Regions from separate parts of the Homo sapiens genome. Here regions 1, 2, 3, 4, 5 and 7 are each linked to region 6. A link is a contact called in ENCODE Hi-C or POLR2A ChIA-PET data. All regions are on one chromosome and are shown on one strand. Each heading gives the region's core, a stretch centred on a gene start or an enhancer-like site at or near the end of the contact. The rest is flanking DNA. Distances are from core to core; before and after follow the strand shown. Region 1 holds the start of PCBP1-AS1 (PCBP1 antisense RNA 1). Region 2 has its middle 16 kb from the start of LINC01816. Region 3 holds the start of C2orf42 (chromosome 2 open reading frame 42). Region 4 holds the start of LINC01816 (long intergenic non-protein coding RNA 1816). Region 5 holds the start of TGFA (transforming growth factor alpha). Region 6 holds the start of NAGK (N-acetylglucosamine kinase). Region 7 holds the start of TIA1 (TIA1 cytotoxic granule associated RNA binding protein).

Region 1 (2,887 bases), core at 121-2,620, 980 kb after region 6:
AGGTCATGGGTGGCATGGGGGTAGCCCGCAGCGTCGCTGCACCGATCTTGGCCGCCCGCGCAGATGACTGGGGAGCTGGCCGGCATGGGCTGGTACGGAATGGTCATGACTCTCCCTTGCGGAGACTGGGAGAGCGTCTCCAGCATGACCAGGCAAATCTGCTTGACACACTCGGTGACAGACTGCGGCACGCCAGCGATGGTGATGGCCCGCTCGGTGGAGTTGGGCAGCATATCCCCCGCCACCTGGACCTGCGCCCCCGTACTCTCGCGGATCTCTTTGATCTTACACCCGCCTTTCCCAATCAGGGAGCCGCACTGGGTGGCCGGCACCACCAGCCTCAGGGTGACCGGGGGCCTGCTGGCCGCGGTACTGTTGGTCATGGAGCTGTTGATATCTTCCTCCAGCTTGTCGATGATCATAGCGAAAGCCTTAAAGATGGCATTGGTGGGGCCGGTCAGAGTGATGATTCTCTCCGGACAATTCCCCTCCGAGATGTTGATCCGCGCGCCACTCTCCTCGCGGATCCTCTTAACCGACTCCCCTTTCTTCCCAATGATGCTTCCTACTTCCTTTCCGTGCATAAGAAGCCGAATGGTGAGAGTCACATTTAGTCCACTTTCAGTCACACCGGCATCCATGGCGAGCGGCGGGCGGCGTTCGGGGGAGTTGGGCTCGTTACGTGGTCAAGTCTTTGGCGGCTGGCGGGGGGAGGGGAGGTGTAGGCCCAAAACTGCCGGCGCGAGGCGAGCGAGGGCCGCGGGAGCGAGCGGGAGCGGGCGGGAGGCCGCAGCGTAGTCGCAGGGGCGGGCGGCGGCGGCGGAGGGGGCGAGCGGGGCCGGGAGCGGCGGGCGGGCGGGTGGGCGAGGGCGCGGCGGTGGCGACTCCGGCGGCAGCCTCGGCGGTCTGGGCGGGGCGGGAAGCCCGCTTTCAACCCCGCGTACCCTCTGACCCCGGAAGTGCTTGCTGCGCAGGACCCCTTGAAAAAAAATGAGGACCCGTCTTTTTTAGGTCACAAGATTGCGCCAACCCTTACATGGTCCTTAAAAAAAAAACCTTCTGACACTGCAGTAGTGAAAATGAAGCGCACGATGGGCGGAAGCTGTGAGTCCGGCAAAGTTTTAAAATGATGACGTATTTTATTAACTCTAACGGCACTGGCGGGTGACTGAAAATACTAGTGCTGTGTATGCGGGATAGACATTATTTTCCTGCCCTACATGAGGGGCTCGTGCGCGGAACGACATGGGCAGCCCCGGCGGAAACTGCAGGCACAAGCCGGGACGCCGCGGGTTTAAAACATGCGCGTGAGGTGACCAGAGCGCGTGCGCGAGGGTGTGGGGGGATGGGAGGGGCAGCAGCCCTCTTCCGGGGGGGAGGGGCGGCGAGGCGAGGCCTGCGGAGCGGGTGCGCGCGGGCGGGCACGTGGGGCCCTTTCGTCCCCGGCGTCCGGGCGCCCTGCATGGATCCCCCACCCCAGCTCCTGCTCCCCGGCGGCGGCCGGTGGGCAGAAAGACCGAAACCCACTCACGGCCGCCTGCCGAATCGCGGCTCTGCTGTTTGTGGGGCGTGCTAGAAACGTGGTCCTAAAAAGAATGGCGTCCATTTACATAATGCTTTGTTTGCGTTTCGCAAGTTTCTTTCGGTTAAAGCCACAGAAACCCCACCTCCTGCCCTTGTGTCGTTTCCACCGCGGCACCCTTTTCCGACATTAGAAACAATAGTGTACGCCTGTGGAGGCCTCGTTTGTTCAGGGGCTGCCGGCCAGGGCTTCAGGACGTTTCTGCGGCTTTCCCCGCGCGGCCTGGGCTCCCGCGGCTGCTTTTCGGGCCCATGGGCGCAGCCACTGCGCCAGGCTCAAGGGGGGCGGCCCCGTCAGGGCCCGCCATCTTGGAAGGCCTTTTTTGCCGGTTCTTCCCGCTGAGGAAGTGTCGCTCAAGACGCTGGCCTATGAGTTGTGATTTCTGCCTTTTCCCCTTCCTCCTTGGGCTAAGCCAGACCAGAAAGGGCCCCGTGCGCAACGTGCTTCACAATCTCTCAGGGAAAGCGGCTAACGTGGCGCTACTCCGCCTCCCCTGTTCCTTACCCTTGGGGCGGCCGCCATGTTTCCTGAACACAAAATGGCGACACGTGGTTAGCATTCGTCGCCAACGAGAAATTGGGGTCGGCCCGAAAGCTCTAGAATGCACCCCTCTTCCTCCCCGGGGCCTTCCACCTCCGCGAGTTTTATGACTTAAAAAAGCCCACAGGCTGGTCTGAAGGTCGGAGGCCTAATTTTAACGCGTTTTCCTCCCTTTAATTTGAAACGGGAACGCGAATGACTGTAAAATGTGGGCACAATATTTAATCTCTCGCCTTTTTAAAGCTTAATAGTGGATAATAGGGGGGCAGTATCAAGGGATAATTTGGGTCCCCACAGTACCAAAGCATTTAGAAACCTCTGTTTAATTTAAGGAATGAGATAAGTTACTGCTTTTCTAGACTTCCTAGCATGGGCTGTTGTGCTGGAGAGAACGAGAGCTACGAAGAGACTACAGTGCCTCTGACTTTTTCATAGGACAGTTGGCCGGTGAATCTTATTAATAGTTTACCACAATTAAGTGTTCATTTTTAGTCTAGAAGGGACAGGCGTTTATTGTGCATTGGCCAGTGCCAGCACATCCGATGCAAGGCAGTTCACCGTATTCTATCTTTAATTTTTACCATGGTCCTCTGAGGTAGGTGTTCTTATCTCTCTCTCTCTCTCTCTCTTTTAAACAGAGGAAGACAAACATAAAGATGAAGTGCTTAATTCAAGGTCACACAATGTCGGGGATGGACCTCCAGATTTCCTTACTGGTGAGCACATTTTCCAGGTTTTTCTGTAAATCAGGGTTTTGGAATTTAA
Region 2 (2,776 bases), core at 146-2,645, 960 kb after region 6:
TGGCCTCCCAAAGTGCTGGGATTACAGGTGTGAACCACTGTGCCCGGCCTATACTGAGCTATTTTAAACTCTTTCCCACCCCTGTACTAAGTCTAAAATCCGGCGTATGTTTTACATCTTTATTCAGACTAGCCATATTCCAAGTATTCAACTGCCGCATGTGACAAGTGGCTGCCGTGTTGGACAGGACAGGTTAAATGTTTCCTTCATGTCCCAAAACCTGCATATTGTAAGTTTTTATTAAATATGCACCCCTGGGGTGCCCTGTCTCCTGCTGAGGAACCCTCCTGACAGCAGCACATGCTCTGCTTAGACCTTCTCTTCCAGTTTGAGCCCGTTTGGAAAAAGCCAATGTATTTTAACTTACTATATCCCATCCTTGTGCAAACATTGCCATGCCTTTGCAAGATCCATTGGCTTCAACATCGCTTTGACTTGCCTGCTTACACCAGATTTATGACCATAGGAAGAAAGTTACATTTTCTGGTTCTTTTTTGTTTTTTGTTTTTTTTGAGAGGGAGTCTGGCTCTGTCGCCAGTCTGGAGTACAGTGGCACGATCTCGGCTCACTGCAACCTCCGCCTCCTGGGTTCAAGTGATTCTCCTGCCTCAGCCTCCCGAGTAGCTGGGACTATAGGTGCGGGCCACCACACCCAGTTACTTTTTGTTTTTGTTTTTGTTTTTTTTTTGAGATGGAGTCTCACTCTGTTGCCAGGCTGGAGTGAGGTGGCGCAGTCTTGGCTCACTGCAACCTCCACCTCCTGGGTTCAAGCAATTCTCCTGCCTCAGCCTCCTGAGTAGCTGAGACTACAGGCACGTGCCACCACACCCGGCTAATTTTTTGTATTTTTAGTAGAGACGGGGTTTCACCGTATTAGCCAGGATGATTTCGATCTCCTGAGCTCGTGATCTGCCCGCCTCAGCCTCCCAAAGTGCTGGGATTACAAGCGTGAGCCACCACGCCCTGCCTATTTTTGTATTTTTAGTAGAAACAGGGTTTCACCATGTGGGCCAGGATGGTCTCCATCTCTTGACCTCGTGATCCGCCTGCCTCGGCCTCCAAAAGTGCTGGGATTACACGCGTGAACCACCGCACCCGGCCTTCTGTCTTAATTTTCACAAAAGTATTTGGCCCCAAAGGCAGCCGATGCAGGGGCAGAGTGTGAATGTCACAGGAGCCTCTGTACCTGTGACTCTTCCCACCCAGGCCCCGCCCCGCTGGGGGTGGCAGCCCTGTGGCCTTTGCAGCCAAGCAGCATGAGTCATCTTGGTCACTTGTTAAACCTTAGCTTCAGACTCAGAGCCGCTTTTGTTTTTCAGTTGAATCGGCAGCCCCGGACACACACATACCCCACCACACACCCACACACAAGCACGCGCGCGCACATGCGCAGCCAACCAGGCTTAGTTCTTAAGTGGGAGAACATATTGTTTGTCATAATTAATGTCACATTCCTGAACCTGGCCTTTCTCTGCCACCCTAGGGGCTGATGGTCTCTGTCTGGGAAGCCCTGTATGCTATCAGTTAGGGCGGGAGGTTGGGGAAGAATTCAGATCCGACCAAAGGAACAAGGCAGGAATTCATCCTCCTGTGACTGAAGGGACGTCCACAACCCAAACAGGGCCCCACTATTCCAGCCAGGGCGGCAGAGCCTCTCCTTGTCCTCCCACCCAGGGTTGGAGATTTAAGTCTCCATACGTCTCAATTCACTTCTTAACCCCAGTGGTTCTCAACCATGGCTGCATGTTAGACTCACTCAGGGAGCTTAAAAAATTTCTGATGCTCAGGTCAAAAACCAGACCAATTAACTCAGAACCTTTGAGGCCTTTACTCTTTGACCAGGTAGATTTATGATTTACAGGCTCAGATGGAGCCATACGCTCCGTCCAGCAGTCCTTCAGTACTCTGGGGTCCACAGCCCCAACAGTTTCCAGGCCCAAGAACAGTGATTGGACACCCCCACTGCTCTCTGGGCCCCCTCTGTCCTTCCTCAGTCAGTGTGGTTGAGAAAGTGCAGGGAAAGGAACACTCCTTTTCTCCCACTTCAGAGAAAGCTAGCAGCGTCCCCACCACTGCTGGCCACACACCCTGTGACCTCTGTGCTTTGCTCCGTATGCTTTTTCCTCTGTCTCATTCTCAAATGTTTAGTCTGTTTGTTGGTCTTTTCTTCTTCAGCTTATGAACATCCTTGTGTCACTACCACCTAAAAAACCCAAATCCTTATCTCCATTCTGTCTCCCCTTCAACTTAGTACCTACCTCTTAGCTTAGTGGCTTCTTCTTCTTCTTTTTTTTTTTTTTTGAGACAAGGTCTCGCTCTGTCGCCCAGGCTGGAGGGCAGTGGCGCAATCACGGTTCACTGCAGCCTCGAACTCCCAGGCTAAAGCAATCCTTCCACCTCAGCCCCTGGAGTAGCTGGGACTACAGGCGCCAGCCACCACACTGAGCTAATTTCATTTCTTTTCTTTTCTTTTCTTTTTTTTTTTTTGAGATGGAGTCTCACTCTTTCACCCAGGATGGAGTGCAGTGGTGCAATAATTTTTGTATTTTTGTATTTTTAGTAGAGATGGATTTTTACTGTGTTGGTCAGGCTGGTTTTGAACTCTTGACCTCAAGTGATCCGCCTGTCTCGGCCTCCCAAAATGCTGAGATTACAGGCATGAGCCACCGCACCCAGCCTCACTCAGCTAATTTTTGTATTTTTTGTAAGAGACAGGATTTCAGCATGTTGCCTACACTGGTCTTGAACTCCTGGGCTCCAGTGATCCTCATGCCTT
Region 3 (3,050 bases), core at 307-2,806, 880 kb after region 6:
TGCATGGCCTTTGGTCTTGTTTATTATTTGGTATTCTATTGCTACAGAGAGTCTGTTCTGCCATTCTTATAATTTCTCTTTTAACATTAATGGTGGTCAGTTGTGCCTAAACTCCAAAAGAGGGAGTATAAGGAGGCATGTCCGACCTCCCTTTCCACCCAGGAGAATTCAGAATTCAGTTTAACATCCCCTTGGCCAAGGGGTGAGGGTTCATTCAGTTGGCTGTGGGGCATGGGATTTTATTTTTAGTTTACATAATAAATGGAAAGAAAACTAAAAAGTCTTCTGGAAAAATTGTGTCCCTCTCCCTCTCTTTCCAGTTTAAGAACTAATACTACAAACATTAGTCCTGGAATGTTCCATTTCTCTTTTTTTATTTTATTTATTTATTTTTTAGACGGAGTCGCTCTGTCGCCAGGCTGGAGTGCAGTGGCGCGATCTCAGCTCACTGCAACCTCAGCCTCCCAGGTTCAAGCGATTCTCCTGCCTTAGTGCCCCGAGTAGCTGGGACTACCCGCACGCGCTACCACGCCCAGCTAACTTTTTTTTTTTGTATTAGTAGAGAGACAGGGTTTCACCATGTTGGCCAGGATGGTCTCGATCTCTTGACCTTGTGATCCGCCCGCCTCGGCCTCCCAAAGTGCTGGGATTACAGCCGTGAGCCACGACGCCCGGCCGGAACGTTCCACTTCTCTTATAAATAGTTGACTAAGGTTTCCCAATAGTAAATTAACCTGCTACCACTAGTAAGTAGCCAGACTAGGGTCAGGAGAGCAGAAAACCTCATTCCAGGGTTTTCCAACACAGTGGCCTCACCATGAACACATTGCACTCGGGAGCTATCTTCAATCATGAACGATGAGCATTTAGATTTATTCCGTGATTCCAAGGACCAGAACTAAGATATACAGGAAGCTCTTTTTTATCTCATTTTAAGAGAAAACGTTCAAGTGTAGTTCAAAGTGTACTTAAGGGAGAAAAAGTTAACTTGTCATAAACATACATGTGATAGAGGTGAATACTCAGGTGGGCAAGAACCTCCAAACAAACTCCAAATTCGCAGCTGACATCTGCTAATAATGTAGAAAATCTCGGGCGATTTTTTTTTTAATTTTCATTTTTTGTAAGGACAGGGTCTCGCTATGTCGCTCAGGCTGGTCTCGAACTCCTAGCCTCAAGAGATCCTCCGCCTCAGCCTCCCAAAGTGCTGGGATTACAAGCGTGAGCCACCACGTCCAGCAACTCAAGTCATTTTTGCATCAATTACCAGCAAAAGTCTATTCAGAAATAGGACTCTCTCAGGCCAGAAGGGAGTCAAGACGAGCCTTGGAGGTGAGCGCCCAGTAAGATAGGCCAGAAGCACTCCAACTCCAAGGCAGAGCCTGAGCTTTACAGCCGCTAGGTCGGCGTATGTTCTACCACCGCATTCCCCCAGTGTCTCAGCGGTCTCTGAAGGAGAGAACTAAAACTCCCATAAGACAACGCGAGCTCAGGTGGGCGGCCACTTGCCGCGCGTGGGCGGCTCTGACCAATAACGATTGTCGTTACAGCGAACAGTTTGGCCCCGTTTGTAAAAGGCCGCGGCAGGCGAAGAGAGAAGAGGTGAGGGCGGTCGTCAGCTAAGGGCCCCGGGGCTCGCGGGGGGTGCGCAGGGCAGGTAAGGGGGTAGTGCTGAGCAAGGACCGGGGCGGCGGTGGGGCAGGGGTGTAGAGCTCGGGTTCCCAGCGGAAAGCATGTCCAAGGAGCGGCTGCCGGCGAGGTGATGCTTCTGCCTGGGCCTACTTGGGACCGGAAGTGAGCGCTCGCGCGGGGAGGATGCCGGGAAGCAGGTCCCAGGGGATATGTGTGTGTCGCTGCAGACCCATCCCGGAAGCCGGCCGGGAGGTGAGCGTCCCGGAGTCGGGCGGCCGCTCCGTTGACTGCAGGGCCCCGGCGGTCTTCCTCCGCTGTTCCGAGGCCGTTGAGGGCTGATGTGCTCCATCCTCCCACTTGTGGTTTGGCAAGCCATCCAGCCGACTACAAACCCACGTTTGTGAGTTACCTGCTGGCTGTGACGCTTCCGTCAAATCTGAGTAACAGTTTCCTCATCTCTAAGATGGGTAACATAGTATCTACCTCACAGGATCGTGTGGGCAGTACATGCATAGAAAGGATTTAACACGCAGTGTACTCAGCTAGTTTTATTATTTATCCGTAATGATCATTTGTTCTTTTCCCCTAACTGTGCCTCACAAGCATGAAACAGAATCCACCAAACATTTAGGTCTGGGTAGTGGTTGGATGGAAACCCATCGCGGGTTAACGCTTCCAACACCAGTCCCTTGACACTCTCCCGCCGAGGAGGCTGATTTGTAAACTTGCTGAGAAGAGAATACCCAGCAGATCTTTCAGGTTTCAAATCCACGTTCTTTACAAGTTGTGTTAATTGTTTGTATATGCTTTCGATATAGAGTCTCTAGGAAGTAATACTAGTACATGTTTTAAAATTCAAATACTGCCAAACAGTGAGATGTAAGTCTCCCTCCTAACTTCTGTTTCCCAAATCCCATGTCGTTTCTTCTGATGCAATAGACATTGTATGTGTGTGTGTCTAGATAGATACATATGTGTATCTCTCGTCTTTTTTTTTTTCTTTTAAAAGAGTAAAACCAAGAATAGCATATTACAAAGTGCTGCACTTTTTTCACTCCACAGTGTATCTTTTTTTTTTTTTAAGAGACAGGGTCTCACTATGTTGCCCAGGCTGGTCTTGAACTCCTGAGCTCAGTGATCCTCCCGCCTCAGCCTCCCAAAGTGCTGGGATTACAGGCGTGAGCCACCACGTCCAGCTACTCAGGCCATTTTTTTTTTTTTTTTTTTGAGACGGAGTCTCGCTGTCGCCCAGGCTGGAGTGCAGTGGCACGATCTCGGCTCACTGCAGGCTCCACCCCCCAGGGTTCACGCCATTCTCCTGCCTCAGCCTCCCTAGTAGCTGGGACTACAGGCGCCCGCCACCTCGCCCAGCTAATTTTTTGTATTTTTAGTAGAGACAGGGTTTCACTGTGTTAGCC
Region 4 (3,083 bases), core at 131-2,630, 940 kb after region 6:
TCACCTGAGTCTTCTCTTCTCTAGTTATATCAAAAGGCTTGCGCCTTTTAAATCTGTTGATAAACTGAAACCTCCTTGCTTCCTGGTTTTCTTACATGAATTGAGATCATCCCAGGACCTCACTGTCTTGAACAAGCTCAGTTCTCTCCACTCTTCCTCACAGATGATTTCTCATAGGACCAAATTTTGTCATCCTTGTTGTCCACATCTCAATATTCTCCAGGTTATGGCTATCTCTATCCCTCTTGCCCTCCAAAATGAGACCACAGGCGGGGCACAGTGGCTCATGCTTGTAATCCCAACACTTTGGGAAGCCAAGGCAGGCAGATTCCTTGAGCCCAGAAGTTGGACACCAGCCTGGGCAATGAAGTGAAACCCCTTCTCTACCAAAAAAAAAAAAGAAAGAAAGAAAAGAAAATAAATTTTTAAAAAAGGGGAGACAATCCTCCAGAGAACCGTTGCAGATGTCCCAGAAAGGTGATGCTCCCAAGTGCACAGGGACAGAAAGTAGAATGGTGGTTGCCAGGAGCTGGGTAGAGGGGAATGAGGGAGTTGTTTCACGGGTACAGAGTTTCAGTTTAGGATGATGGAAGAGTTCTAGAGATGGATGATGGTGGTGAGTGCACAACCACGTGACTATTTAGTGCCACTAAACTGTACACTTAAAAATTGATTAAAATAAGCTTTATGTTGTGTACATATTACCACAAATACAATAAAAGAAATGAAGTTCTCATACGTGCTGCAGCAGGGATGAACCTTGAAAAGATTATGCTAAGTGGCCGGGCATGGTGGCTCACACGCCTGTAATTACAGCACTTTGGGAGGCTGTGGCAGGAGGATCGTTTGAGCTAAGGAGCTGGAGACCAGCGTGGGCAACATGGCGAAACCTGGTCTCTACCAAAAATACAAAAATTAGCTAGGCAGTGGTGGCAGCGCACCTGTAGTCCCAGCTATTTGGGAGGCTGAGGTGGGAGGATCACTTGAAACCCGGAGGTGGAGGTTGCAGTGAGCTGAGCGCCACTGTGCCCCAGCCTGGGCGACAGAACGAGACCGTGTCTCAAAGAAAAAAAAATAAAAAATAAAAAACCTTGTACTAAGCAAAATAAGCCGACACAGAAGGACGAATATTATATGATTCCACTTATACGAAATACCTAGAATAGGTAAATTCATTAGACAATTAGCCAAAGTGTATCAGAGGAGGTTGGGGGGATGCTGAGGGGAGGGGAAAAGAAAAAAGAAAATCAAGGGGTGGGAAGCAAATGGCTGCGGGGTAGAAGGGGAGTGGGCTGCCGCTTGGGTGTGTGGGCGTCAGGGGGAGACGGGACAGGCGATTTAGGCCCTGCGCGCAGGCGCCCCTGCGCTCCCGCCGTACGCAGCTGTCTTTGTCTGGGGCGGCGGCAGCGTGGCAGGAGCGAGGGGCGCCCCGACCCGTCCCCTCTGCCCTCCACTACCCCTGCCGGCTCCAGCCCGTCCGTGTCTCACCGTCTTTATTTAACAAAGAACGGAGAGACTATAAATGACCCTGAGCAGAGTGGCTGCGAGCAGGGCCCCTGGGGCGTCCCACGGGCGTCATCCTAGCCGCGTGAGCGCCGAGCTTGGGCACCGGGGGGGTTGGCGTGCTTGTACACTTGCTCCGTTTTCTCTGTAAGTACTAAGGATTCCCCTGCCGCCCTCTTCCTCATTTTCCACCATCCCAATTTACACAAGCATTAGTATTTTTTTTTTTTTTTTTGAGACGGCGTCTCGCTCTGTCACCCAGGCTGGAGTGCAGTGGCGCGATCTCGGCTCACTGCAAGCTCCGCCTCCCGGGTTCACGCCATTCTCCTGCCTTAGCCTCCCGTGTAGCTGGGACTACAGGCGCCCGTCACTACGCCCGGCTAACTTTTTGTATTTTTAGTAGAGACGGGGTTTCACCGTGGTCTCGATCTCCTGACCTCGTGATCCGTCCGCCTCGGCCTCCCAAAGTGCTGGGATTACAGGCGTCAGCCACGCGCCCGGCCACAAGCATTAGTATTTACTTCCGTAATTTCCCCATGCCCATGTAACATCACACACACACACACACACACACACACACACGTTTGCTTTTGTTTTCCAAGATGGCATCTAGTAGGCGCTTCTCTTTGTTTTGCTTTTCTAGTACACCGTGGAACCCCAAATCCCAGCTGGGATTCACTCTTTTCTAATGGCTGAACATTCATCCGGGGCATGAAGGCAGCTCAGTTCATTTCATCATTCCTTTGTTTCCTCTGTTTTGCCACCAGAAACTGCCGCGATGAATGTCAGTCCCCAGAGCCGGAACCGTTCCCGGTTTTCTCTACTTGGATCTGAGAACTCTGTCCCTCCAGCCCTGCGAGCGCTTTGCCAGGGTGACGGGCGGAAATGTCCCCGCATCCGTGCCTGCTTTCCCAGATGGGACCCTCCAGCAGTCCCCTCCACTGCCCGTGCTTCCTCCTAACCACTTCCCCCCAGCGACCGCGGAAGGCGCTTCCTCCCCCGCAGCGCGAGCCCCAAGCTCCTCCAGAGCCCCAGCTCTCCCCGCCCCCTTCCCGACCTTGTTTCATATGACCCCTCCCCCGCACATACTCAATTTCGTCTTCCCAAGGCGCCCACTCTCCACATCCTGATGAAAAAAAGAGCCGGCTGCTGTCCTATGTTATTGTCATACTTCTTTCCTCCCGTGCACTACACAACTTGAACAACTTTTTTTTTTCTTTTTTTGAGAAAAGGTCTCGAACTGTCGCCCAGGCTGGAGTACAGTGGCACGATGATGGCTCACTGCAGCCTCGCCCTCTCTGGGCACAGGTGATCCTCCTGCCTCAGCTTCCCAAGAAGCTGGTACTACAGGCGCGTGCCACCACTATTGGCTAATTTTAATTTTTTTTTAACCACAGGGTCTCGCTATGTTGCCCAGGCTGGTCTCGAACCCCTAGGCTCAAGGGATCCTCTCACCTCAGCCTCCCAAAGCGTGAGATTACAGGCGTGAGCCACCGCGCCCCGCGGTAAATACTATTCCAAGGAAATGGCACCTGAGTTTGAGGAGATTAATCGGGTTTACTGCAGGGAAGGAGCATTGG
Region 5 (3,077 bases), core at 440-2,939, 510 kb after region 6:
CAGATAAGCAGAAACTGCTGAACATGACCCTCAGCCGGCTGGGCAGCCATCCCTCAGCCACAGTGAGCTTGATTTGCGTGTTCCAGTAGGAAGCAAGGAGTCAGGTCCTTCTCTAGTCCTGGGGAACAGGAGAAGGGTGGGGGAACCCCTGATTCCTCCCCTTCTGTAGCCAAAGCAGACTAGTTTAGGGAGGAGACAGGGAAACCACCAGAGCAGGTCAAGATCAACCTGAAGGAAGTGGGAGTCAGGGACAACCTACTAAAGGAAGTGCATGTGTGCCTTGTACATGCATGGGGTGGACCAAGGAAAAGATTTACCCTAAAAGAACAAAGTATGCTCCGACAAATCTATTGAAAGGAATGATTTACACTGGTGCTTCCTGCCCAAATGTTGAGACCAATGGCCTGGTGCTTCCTTCTTGAAACTAGGTTGCTCTACTTACATGAAACAAACTGGGCAGAGGTCAACCGTGAGAGCCTGAGCCTCCCCAAGTAAACAGCAAAAGATTCCCCAGGCCCAACAGCCCCCACCCCCACCTTCAAGGAAAGTGGATCTACCCGGAGCACGTAGGCCAGAGGAGGCAGGAGAAGAGGGTCAGTCCGTGAGCTCCGGGTACCTGGAGAACATGAATCTCCCGGGTGTACTGTCCCCATGAGGGTCACCGAGGAACCTATGGATCTTCCACTCTTCGCCCAGAATGTCTTCCCTCTATCCCCTCCACCTCCCCAAATTCCAGCACCAGGGGCCACCTCAGAGCCACAAATCCTGAAAGGACCACCCAGGTGACTCGGGCCCACACACCCCTCTTTCGGGGTACACTTGGTGGCAGGCTAGCAGGCTTTTGGCCTCAGCTGGTGGTGCCATATAACCAGATTCGTCACAGAGACCCATTTTTTATCAGTCCCAGGCCAGAAGTACGAAGACTGATCTTAACGATGTGGCCTGCCTGGGAGGTAAGGCGGCAGGCGTTGCCAGAATTGATGGGAACTGTGGCACAGGTGGGAAACCTGGTTTAACAAATTCTTCATTGATTCAGGGGACCACTTTCCTTGAGCCAAGTCTTGGCAAGCGGCCGGCGAAACTCACAGGTCCCTTTCCTGGCTGCGTCCCCAGCCTCCAGCCTTCCCCGCCCCAGAGATGCCCCAGGAGCGGCCCCTCGGTGTAGGTAACGGGTGCCCGGGCGGCTCCGCTCCGCCGCCTAGAGCCTGGAAGCCGCCACTGCGGCCCAGGACAATCCGGCTACGCGGCCGGCGCCGACCCCGCACGCTGGAGTCCGCTGCCGCACGGCGCTGGCAGTCGGGGGTGGTGTCTGAAGTCAGGCGCTTCCTGCCTTTTCGTCGGCCCGGGTGCCCGGCTCGCGCCGCCAGGCTCTGGGATCCCAGGTCGCCCCGCCCAGCAGCCCGCGCCCTGCTCGGTGCGCTCAGCGTCCCCGCCCCTTACCCCAAACCCCCACCCTCTGTGCCCTCAGGGGGGCACCCCCATCGGGGCGGGAGGGGGGGGTCAGCTGTGCCCCGGTCGCCGAGTGGCGAGGAGGTGACGGTAGCCGCCTTCCTATTTCCGCCCGGCGGGCAGCGCTGCGGGGCGAGTGCCAGCAGAGAGGCGCTCGGTCCTCCCTCCGCCCTCCCGCGCCGGGGGCAGGCCCTGCCTAGTCTGCGTCTTTTTCCCCCGCACCGCGGCGCCGCTCCGCCACTCGGGCACCGCAGGTAGGGCAGGAGGCTGGAGAGCCTGCTGCCCGCCCGCCCGTAAAATGGTCCCCTCGGCTGGACAGCTCGCCCTGTTCGCTCTGGGTACGTACGCCGGCTGCGGCGCCCCCTGCGCCGCGCGACACCCTGCTTCCCCCGGTCCCCGCCGAGTTCCCCTTTCCGGGGGTTTCTGCGCCCGCCTGGGAGAGTGGAGAGAAGCGAGTAGTCTCAATGGGTTGGCGCCTGGGAGGCAAGGGGAGTCATTAAGAATGACAAAGAGGGGACTGTCCGGTCGAGCGCCGAGGCTTCCCCGGGAAAGTGGCTGCCTGGGCCGTGCGTGAGAACACCTGGGAAGGGGAAGCGGAGTGTGAACGGGCTTGAACTTTAATCCGCCGCAGCTGTGTGTCTGCTCAGACACATGCCTACACCTACCTGCTTACCTGGCTGCCTCCAAGCCCGGCTCAGCCGGCGTCGCTGGCGTGTAGACTGGGCCGCCTCGGAACGGGGGCCGGCGTCTAACCCTCTGGCCGGGTCTTGCCTGCGCCCCTTTGGCACCCCCTGCCCACCTCTAAGCCCCAGCGACGAGCAGAGATGTTCAAGATCGGCAGAGGCGCCCTCGATCTCTTTTCAGAGCTCTTGAGCTTTGGGGGTAGGTTTTGGATTTTTGGGCGGATTAATGGTTCCTTTAATTAACTTCCCTGGGAGAAGTGGTTTCGGTGTCCGCCGAGGGCAGGAGCGAAACCCTAGACCGAGTGTTGCCAGTTTCCTTTGAGTATGTCCTTGGAAATGAAGGAGGGATGGGAAAGGTGAGGGGAAGTTAAACCCCTCTCCCGGGTCGGGTCTGCGGAGCGGTGCGTTTTTTGGCGGTGAAGTTCAAGGGTCTGTCTGGACGCGGTGAGGGCGCAGCGCCGCGCGCCTCCTGGCCAATTCTTGCCCCTTGTGCTGGTGGGTCTCTCTGGTGTTGAGATAGCTGATCAATAGCGCAGGTGTCCTGGTTATTGCTAGTCTTCCGTGAAGTGAATTGTTCGTTCGATATGCCCCGAGTTTAACCCGTATAGCATGCGGCTCGCTGCAGGGTGGTTAGAGTCTGTGGAAAGCCATGGAACTCCTCCCCAGAAATGCCCAGAGCCGCAGCCTCACCCAGCTCCGTGTACAACTACAGGGGGTTCGCGGCCCCGCCTGCAAGCCTGCCCTAGAAACGCTGATTAAAAACCGCAGCAGAAGGGGAGGCATCCTGTAAGAGAAATACAAGGCAGTCTTGGAACCGGATGCTCCCAGCTACACCCTTACCTGAAACTCACCAGCAGGTAACATGGGTATGGGAGGCTTTTCCCCCACATTTTTGAAGAATTGCCTTTTTTGTGTGCATGTATTGACTGTTGCTCTGATTTAAAT
Region 6 (2,711 bases), core at 198-2,697:
GGTCAAGCTCCTGATCACTTACTTACCCTCTCAGAACGAGCACAGGAGCTGGCACAGGCAATGCTCAGCAAACACTCCTAAGAAAAATGGCACATCTCTCTGCTTCCCTCACAATAGCTAAAGACTGCATTTCAAGATCCAGCTGCCAAGGTCTTCAAGACACCTTTGCTAGAAATGCTGACCAGATGGCAGGGTGACTTCATACATACTTAAGCAACTAAACCTTCAAATGTTGATTACTGGGGGTCACAGTAGTTCACAGGGAGATCTGTGGTGATGGGATATATGTTTCTTTATTGATCATTACTTTTAGGAATGGCAGAAGAAGACACTGAAGACCGCTCATCAAACTCAAAGAGGACATGAAATTTCAAGGGGGTAGTTAATACATGAGGTGGCAGATTCCACATCCAAAAGCATGTCTTGACGAACTGGAAGAAACGGGTCATATCTTACAGATGACTATAACAAGGATGAATGCAGACTCCTATACTGTTTTTTTTAAGTGCTACAAATACAGGATGGGAAAGATCATTCCTAACAATTCATGTGAAAAGACTTTGGGGTCTGTGAATCAGCAGTGGGGTGTGGCTGCCAGAGAAGTGAAAACAATCACAGATTCGAAAGTACAGTGCCCTGGCTGAGAGGCCAGCGACCCCCATTATTCCCTGATTTGACAAACTCAGATTCACAGAATGTTGCCACTGGCAGGGACATAGCGATCTTATTTATCCCTATCCTCACTTTGCACATACGGTAACTGTAGCCCAGGGAGGGTAAATATCTTGTCCATGGTCATACCCAGGGGCAGAGCTATTACAAAAAGTTCAGTAAACAAGCTTCTGAGCAGAAAAATGCAATCTAGTGAAAGCAGCATGGAAGGCCAACAGGGATGGAGCGGTTTTCAGACATCAGGACAACCTAGTACTCTGGCTCGCAGCTGCTCCAGCTCCCGGATAACCTCAGCCAAGATCTTTGTCCCGCTTCTCCCCACTCCCACTCCCCACCCTGCCCGCGCTCAGCAATTTCACACCTGACACCTGTTCTGCAAAACTCTGTCCGAGGTCAGGAATAGGAAAAAGGAGCTGCTTCTCCAGCTGAAGACAGCGGAGTGGGTGTTTCGTGGAAGAAAGGGGCGTGGTTCCGCCAAGAAACACAAAGGATCCCCAACCCGGGGTGTGGCTGTTGCACAGGCAGAGTCCCCGTAAGGCATACAGCTGTGCGCTCCAGGGCGCCCCTGCGCGTGCACACACCTCTTCACCGCAAGGTCCCGCCGCCCAAAGTGCCCGGACGCCGAGGATCAAGGCCACCAGCTTGCCAGGCTGGCCACGGCCTTCCGCCCCGCCTTCGGGCCCAGGCTCCCTCCGCCGGGCCGCACTCACCCCTCTACACCCCCATAGATCGCGGCCATGCTGCTGCTACCGTCGCTGCTGGTCCCGCCGTTTGCGTCTCTCCCCGCCTGACACCTCCTTCCCTCCAGCTGTCTGGGCACCGCCCCACTTCCCGTGACCTCCCGCGCAGCCAGCTGACTCCCTGTGCGCGTGCGCATGCGCGGGGCGGGGCGCCGGTAGGAGCCGGGGATGGCTGCGTCCCTCAGGCTGTCTTCCTTCTGGTGTCTCCTCCAGGTGGAGCGACTGCGGTCCGCAGCGGCCCCTCCCGTCCTCCTGGATCCTGCTTCCAGAGATGGACACTAATCCCAAGAGGAGGAATCAAAGAGGGGTATCTAGGTCGGTCGGACCCTTAGGACACATCACTGACCTGCCTGCCTGTAAACGCCCGGAAGTTGCTGGCAGTCCCGCGTTAGGTTGCGCGTGCGCACTGCTCTTGGCCGCGTAGGTTGTGACGCATGCTCGGCCAGACCCCCGCGAAGCTGTGGGCTCAGGGACCTGCGCCCATGGACCTGTAACAGAAATTACTGTAATGTTCTACTGAACATCTGCCACGCGATGGCGAGTCACACGGGCACACACGAACACTCGCTCAGATTGTTGCCCTGCGCTCGTGTGAATGTACGGATCCGGGAGGAATTGGGACCTAAACAGACAAGCCCTCGAGGCGGTCCCGGCAGCCCTGAGGAGGGAGCCTTCACCTCTTCCTACCCACCCAGTTTACTTCTTGTGGAGGATATTTGCAGGGACATAGCCCACTGGGAGAACTAGCAGATACGGCTTTACAAGTTTTTTATTGCCTTTCAGCCCCCATTCCGCTCCCCTTCCTTGCGCTGCGTCGGGAAAGGGAATGGGATCCCTAGGGGTGCAAATACAGGCCAAGTCAGGGAGAGCTGTGGCTCCTGAGGGCCTCCTCTGGCTCCTCCGGGAAGTTTTGGGCCCTCAAGGAGCAGCTTCGCGGGCCAGGAGGGCGGTTAGCTGCCCTTGGCATCTTTTTGGGGAAATCAGTTGGCCTGTCGCGGGTCGAACTCTGTCCCCCTTGACTGCCTGCCATCTTCTGGAGAAACCCCTAATAGGCTGCTGTGTCTGGTTATGCTTTAGTGAGAAAATTAGGCTTTTTAAGCTTTCTCATTTCCTACCCTACCACGTTGTAATTCACAAAAGTAAAAAGTAAATCACTACATGATAGACTCTGTATCATGTATTCATTTATAGAATATATATCATATATTCTATATCAGATGGAGAATATAATAGAGGGTAGGATTTTTTTATGCCTGCCTATGGCATTTTTTTAATTCACAGCACTTTAGAGCTGGAAGA
Region 7 (2,928 bases), core at 192-2,691, 820 kb after region 6:
ATTTTTTTCTACTGTAAACAATGCTGCAGTTGTATCTTGGCACATAAATCTTTATAAATTAATTGTTTTATTTCTGTAGGATAGATTCCTAGACATAGGATTACTTTAGTGACATATATATATAATAAGCAATGTGAAATGCATACAGAGTATACTGAATCACATTTCAGAGCTCTAATTTCTCTGCCTCCTAAAGTTGGACTGAAGTTTATGTATCTTTTGACTTGTTTACTTTTAAGATTCTTGTGACCAATTTGCATTAAATAGCTGGGGTTTTTTGTTTGTTTCTTTGTTTGTTTTTTGAGACGGATCCTCGTTCTGTTGCCCAGGCTGGAGTGCAATGGCAAGATCTCGGCTCACTGCAATCTCCACCTCCCAGATTCAAGGATTCTCCTGCCTCAGCCTCCTGAGTAGTTGGGATTACGGGCCCCCACCACCACATCCAGCTAATTTTTGTATTTTTAGTAGAGACAGGGTTTCGCCATGTTGGTCAGGCTGGTCTCGAACTCCTGATCTCAGGTGATCCGCCCGCCTCAGCCATCCAAAGTGCTGGAATAACAGGCGTGAGCCACTGCCCCCGGCCTAAACAGCTATTTCTTAAATGCTTTTCAATGTGCAATCAATACACGGAAGAAATGCAAATATAAATAAAAATCTGGCATCTGGAAATATCCTCCCCGCGCTGAAAAATCTGGCTAGCACCAACGACGCAAATTCTTAATAAAATCCTTACTTTTTTAAGTAAAACTTTTTTTCTTTTTTCTTATTTCTTAAGTAAACATTTTAAATTGAAATTTTTTTTCTGTACAGAGAAAGTTGAAACATCCATTCCTATGTTTGGGATGAGAAAAGATAAATTATTTATGTTATTGGAAAACAGAAGATTACAGACTGTCAATAAACTTTTACTTTTAAATGAATAAATAATACATGACAATTCTTTTCACATGAGAGAACGTCTGCTTCTATTTCCTCCTAAAATACTGTGGCGGCTGGGCATGTCAACAGCGCCGCTGGTGTAGTGGTATCATGCAAGATTCCCATTCTTGCGACCCGGGTTCGATTCCCGGGCGGCGCATAGGCGTTTTGCTTCTCGCTCGCTAAAAACCAGATAGCTTGAAGAGTCTTTATATATCTTTCCAAAAGAGGAAAGATTTAGGCTTTTTACTGTCCCTGAAGGTTTCCACTCCCTCATAATTCGCGGTCGAAACACTCGAATCCGCAGCCAGAAGACAAAAAAGTTCACGCAAATCGTGAAGTAGTTAATACTTGCGCCTGCGCAGTCTGAGGCGTCCCTCGCGTCGGGTGGAAGAGCGGCTGCGCAACAAGTGAACCTATGGATTAAGGTGTAGCCGGGCGGCCCGGAGGTTGAGAGTGCAAGATTATTCTGCGCCTGCGCGGCCCGGGTAACTTTGCTGGCTGCTCCTAGGCTCCCGGCTCGCCGCCATCTTGTATTGGGGTTTCATTGTTCCCGCTGGGCCGGGCGGTTTAGTGTAATTGCCGCCGGAGGAGGAGGCGGAGTAACCTCTGGTCAGCCGAGAAACCCCACTATCCTGTAGCCATAACCGCTTAAACGATTTGGGAGGTAGTGAAGGGCAGGGAGCTGGACCTGGAGGCGCCGCCGCGACAGCAGCAGCCATGGAGGACGAGATGCCCAAGACTCTGTGAGTCTGGGGCAGCGATGAGGGAGGCGGGATGGTGGTCGTCCCGGAGGGAAGGCCTCGGCCCTGCGCCGCTCCCAGCCTATTGTTCTCCGTGGACACCGCGATATCGTGGTTTTTGTTTCCTTAGCATGCACCTGGATGCTTACAACCAAGACCCAATCTGTGAGGACGAGGTGAAGGGAGACGGGGCTCAACCCTCTCAATTAATCCCTTCACTTTAGCAACACCATTGCATGACCTTTGCTCTCGCCACGGGCCCTCTGTGGTCTTAGACCTGGAGAAAAGACTTTAATTCAGACCTCTTTTTAGAACTCGTCGAACCTTCCTTTTGTCCTATGCTTTCTTTCCTTTTCCCGCTTCTCCCCCTTTTTGATTAACCTCTTCTTATCTTTACAGCCGTCTCCCTTTAATTTTACTTTTGATTTCCTACTGAAATTCTTCCTTTCATTTTCTTCTCGGTGATAAGATTTTTTTTCCTCCTCGAGGGTGCTTGTACTCATTTTCAGTGCAGTAAACTTTATTCTTGCAGTTGCCAATTGGAAAAAAGCCAAGCATTTTTCTTTAACCTCTGGCTTTCCTTCTGTAGCACCCACCGACCAAAAAGCCTAACCAGACACCCCAAGGATTTGGAAATCTCACCCAGAAGGAATATATCAATTGAGGGGAAATGGATTTAATATTATTTTTATAGTCGTTTACTACTGTTGTGATTGACATGGTGTTGAACGAGCGGGCTGTAAATGCCCTAACATATTTACAGAGAATTTTTAGAGATAGCGTTAAATTACCGGAGCGTGGATATTTTCTTTGTCGTGTGGCTTCCCCAACTGCGTTCTTTGTTTTTCGAGGTATTATCGGATGAGTTGATCCTGCCTTTGTTGGCATTTCTCGGAAGAAGAAAAGCTCAATGAGTTCTTGACATAGCTTTTTGTTTTTCTTGGATGACATAGCTTTTTGTTTATATTCTTGGAATACTGGCAGTTTGAGAGCTCCATGCATTAAAAATGCAATTTTAGGTTTCTCTTTGCAGCTCTCTAATAAAGTTGCTCTGAAGTACGATGTAATTGTTTTTTTACCTCCAAAATTTTTCCACTTTTAAGTTGCTATTTCTTGTCTATATTGGAAATGTGGTTACACTTGTTTTCTTAATAGATTGTCAGTTAATCTGTTAGTAACCTTGAAATTTCTTTTCTCTATTCCTGAGGCTCAGAAAGTATCTTTTCAGTAGGACGTAGCAATTAGTGCATGACCTTTGTTTTAGGAA

The links. Hi-C counts contacts between places; a loop is a spot of excess contacts on that map. ChIA-PET counts read pairs that join two places held with the same protein, here RNA polymerase II (POLR2A). Pooled maps may share reads with other maps.
Region 1: a loop to region 6 is called in a map of OCI-LY7, with 12 times the contacts of the local background. The contact joins the promoter of PCBP1-AS1 here to the promoter of NAGK in region 6. A Hi-C loop is called at or near these places in 1 of 168 maps with a recorded cell type or tissue (OCI-LY7), 5 of 37 single-sample maps with no recorded cell type and 10 of 50 pooled maps. POLR2A ChIA-PET finds 5 or more read pairs at or near these places in 1 of 52 experiments (activated T-cell).
Region 2: a loop to region 6 is called in a map of GM12878, with 7 times the contacts of the local background. The contact joins the enhancer-like site here to the promoter of NAGK in region 6. A Hi-C loop is called at or near these places in 1 of 168 maps with a recorded cell type or tissue (GM12878) and 1 of 37 single-sample maps with no recorded cell type. POLR2A ChIA-PET finds 5 or more read pairs at or near these places in 1 of 52 experiments (activated T-cell).
Region 3: a loop to region 6 is called in a pooled map, with 16 times the contacts of the local background. The contact joins the promoter of C2orf42 here to the promoter of NAGK in region 6. A Hi-C loop is called at or near these places in 2 of 37 single-sample maps with no recorded cell type and 11 of 50 pooled maps. POLR2A ChIA-PET finds 5 or more read pairs at or near these places in 1 of 52 experiments (naive thymus-derived CD4-positive, alpha-beta T cell).
Region 4: a map of OCI-LY7 shows a loop between it and region 6 (6-fold over the local background). The contact joins the promoter of LINC01816 here to the promoter of NAGK in region 6. A Hi-C loop is called at or near these places in 1 of 168 maps with a recorded cell type or tissue (OCI-LY7), 6 of 37 single-sample maps with no recorded cell type and 7 of 50 pooled maps.
Region 5: a loop to region 6 is called in a map of naive thymus-derived CD4-positive, alpha-beta T cell, with 6 times the contacts of the local background. The contact joins the promoter of TGFA here to the promoter of NAGK in region 6. A Hi-C loop is called at or near these places in 1 of 168 maps with a recorded cell type or tissue (naive thymus-derived CD4-positive, alpha-beta T cell).
Region 7: a map of B cell shows a loop between it and region 6 (9-fold over the local background). The contact joins the promoter of TIA1 here to the promoter of NAGK in region 6. A Hi-C loop is called at or near these places in 4 of 168 maps with a recorded cell type or tissue (B cell, OCI-LY7, endothelial cell of umbilical vein and 1 more), 3 of 37 single-sample maps with no recorded cell type and 15 of 50 pooled maps. POLR2A ChIA-PET finds 5 or more read pairs at or near these places in 3 of 52 experiments (Caco-2, MCF 10A and OCI-LY7).

What each region holds. Positions count from the first base shown.
Region 1 is chr2:70,085,498-70,088,384 of GRCh38, reverse strand. It overlaps PCBP1-AS1 (PCBP1 antisense RNA 1), which reads left to right and starts at 1,370. Exons shown (of 11, transcript NR_033872.1): 1 at 1,370-1,407; 2 at 2,761-2,838. PCBP1 (poly(rC) binding protein 1) reads right to left here and starts at 908. Exons shown (of 1, transcript NM_006196.4): 1 at 1-908. The coding sequence starts at 641. It also overlaps a transcript of ASPRV1 not described here. RefSeq lists enhancers at 1-486, 1,692-1,901, 1,942-2,031, 2,172-2,311 and silencers at 822-881, 1,332-1,481.
Region 2 is chr2:70,107,515-70,110,290 of GRCh38, reverse strand. No RefSeq gene overlaps it. Among named protein-coding and RNA genes, the nearest start is that of LINC01816, 16 kb to the left of the region's middle. Within about 2 kb of position 1,395, at least 35 of the 41 ENCODE cell types and tissues checked have a DNase peak (open chromatin) inside an H3K27ac peak, as active enhancers do; they include GM12878, where a contact is called at or near this core.
Region 3 is chr2:70,189,525-70,192,574 of GRCh38, reverse strand. It overlaps C2orf42 (chromosome 2 open reading frame 42), which reads left to right and starts at 1,556. Exons shown (of 10, transcript NM_017880.3): 1 at 1,556-1,602. RefSeq lists enhancers at 1,148-1,237, 1,258-1,317, 1,109-1,694, 1,908-1,957, 2,048-2,157.
Region 4 is chr2:70,123,613-70,126,695 of GRCh38, reverse strand. It overlaps LINC01816 (long intergenic non-protein coding RNA 1816), which reads left to right and starts at 1,380. Exons shown (of 2, transcript NR_024444.1): 1 at 1,380-1,650; 2 at 2,271-2,660. RefSeq lists a silencer at 1,465-1,759 and enhancers at 2,086-2,891, 2,892-3,083.
Region 5 is chr2:70,552,438-70,555,514 of GRCh38, reverse strand. TGFA (transforming growth factor alpha) reads left to right here and starts at 1,689. Exons shown (of 6, transcript NM_003236.4): 1 at 1,689-1,787. The coding sequence starts at 1,748. It overlaps LOC124907824 (a long non-coding RNA gene), which reads right to left and starts at 2,807. Exons shown (of 2, transcript XR_007086906.1): 1 at 2,123-2,807. RefSeq lists a silencer at 1,559-1,628.
Region 6 is chr2:71,067,384-71,070,094 of GRCh38, reverse strand. NAGK (N-acetylglucosamine kinase) reads right to left here and starts at 1,447. Exons shown (of 10, transcript NM_017567.6): 1 at 1,383-1,447. The coding sequence starts at 1,411. RefSeq lists a silencer at 1,162-1,221.
Region 7 is chr2:70,247,141-70,250,068 of GRCh38, reverse strand. It overlaps TIA1 (TIA1 cytotoxic granule associated RNA binding protein), which reads left to right and starts at 1,441. Exons shown (of 13, transcript NM_022173.4): 1 at 1,441-1,664. The coding sequence starts at 1,639. TRG-CCC2-1 (tRNA-Gly (anticodon CCC) 2-1) reads left to right here and starts at 1,008; the gene lies at 1,008-1,078. RefSeq lists enhancers at 1,045-1,859, 1,860-2,675.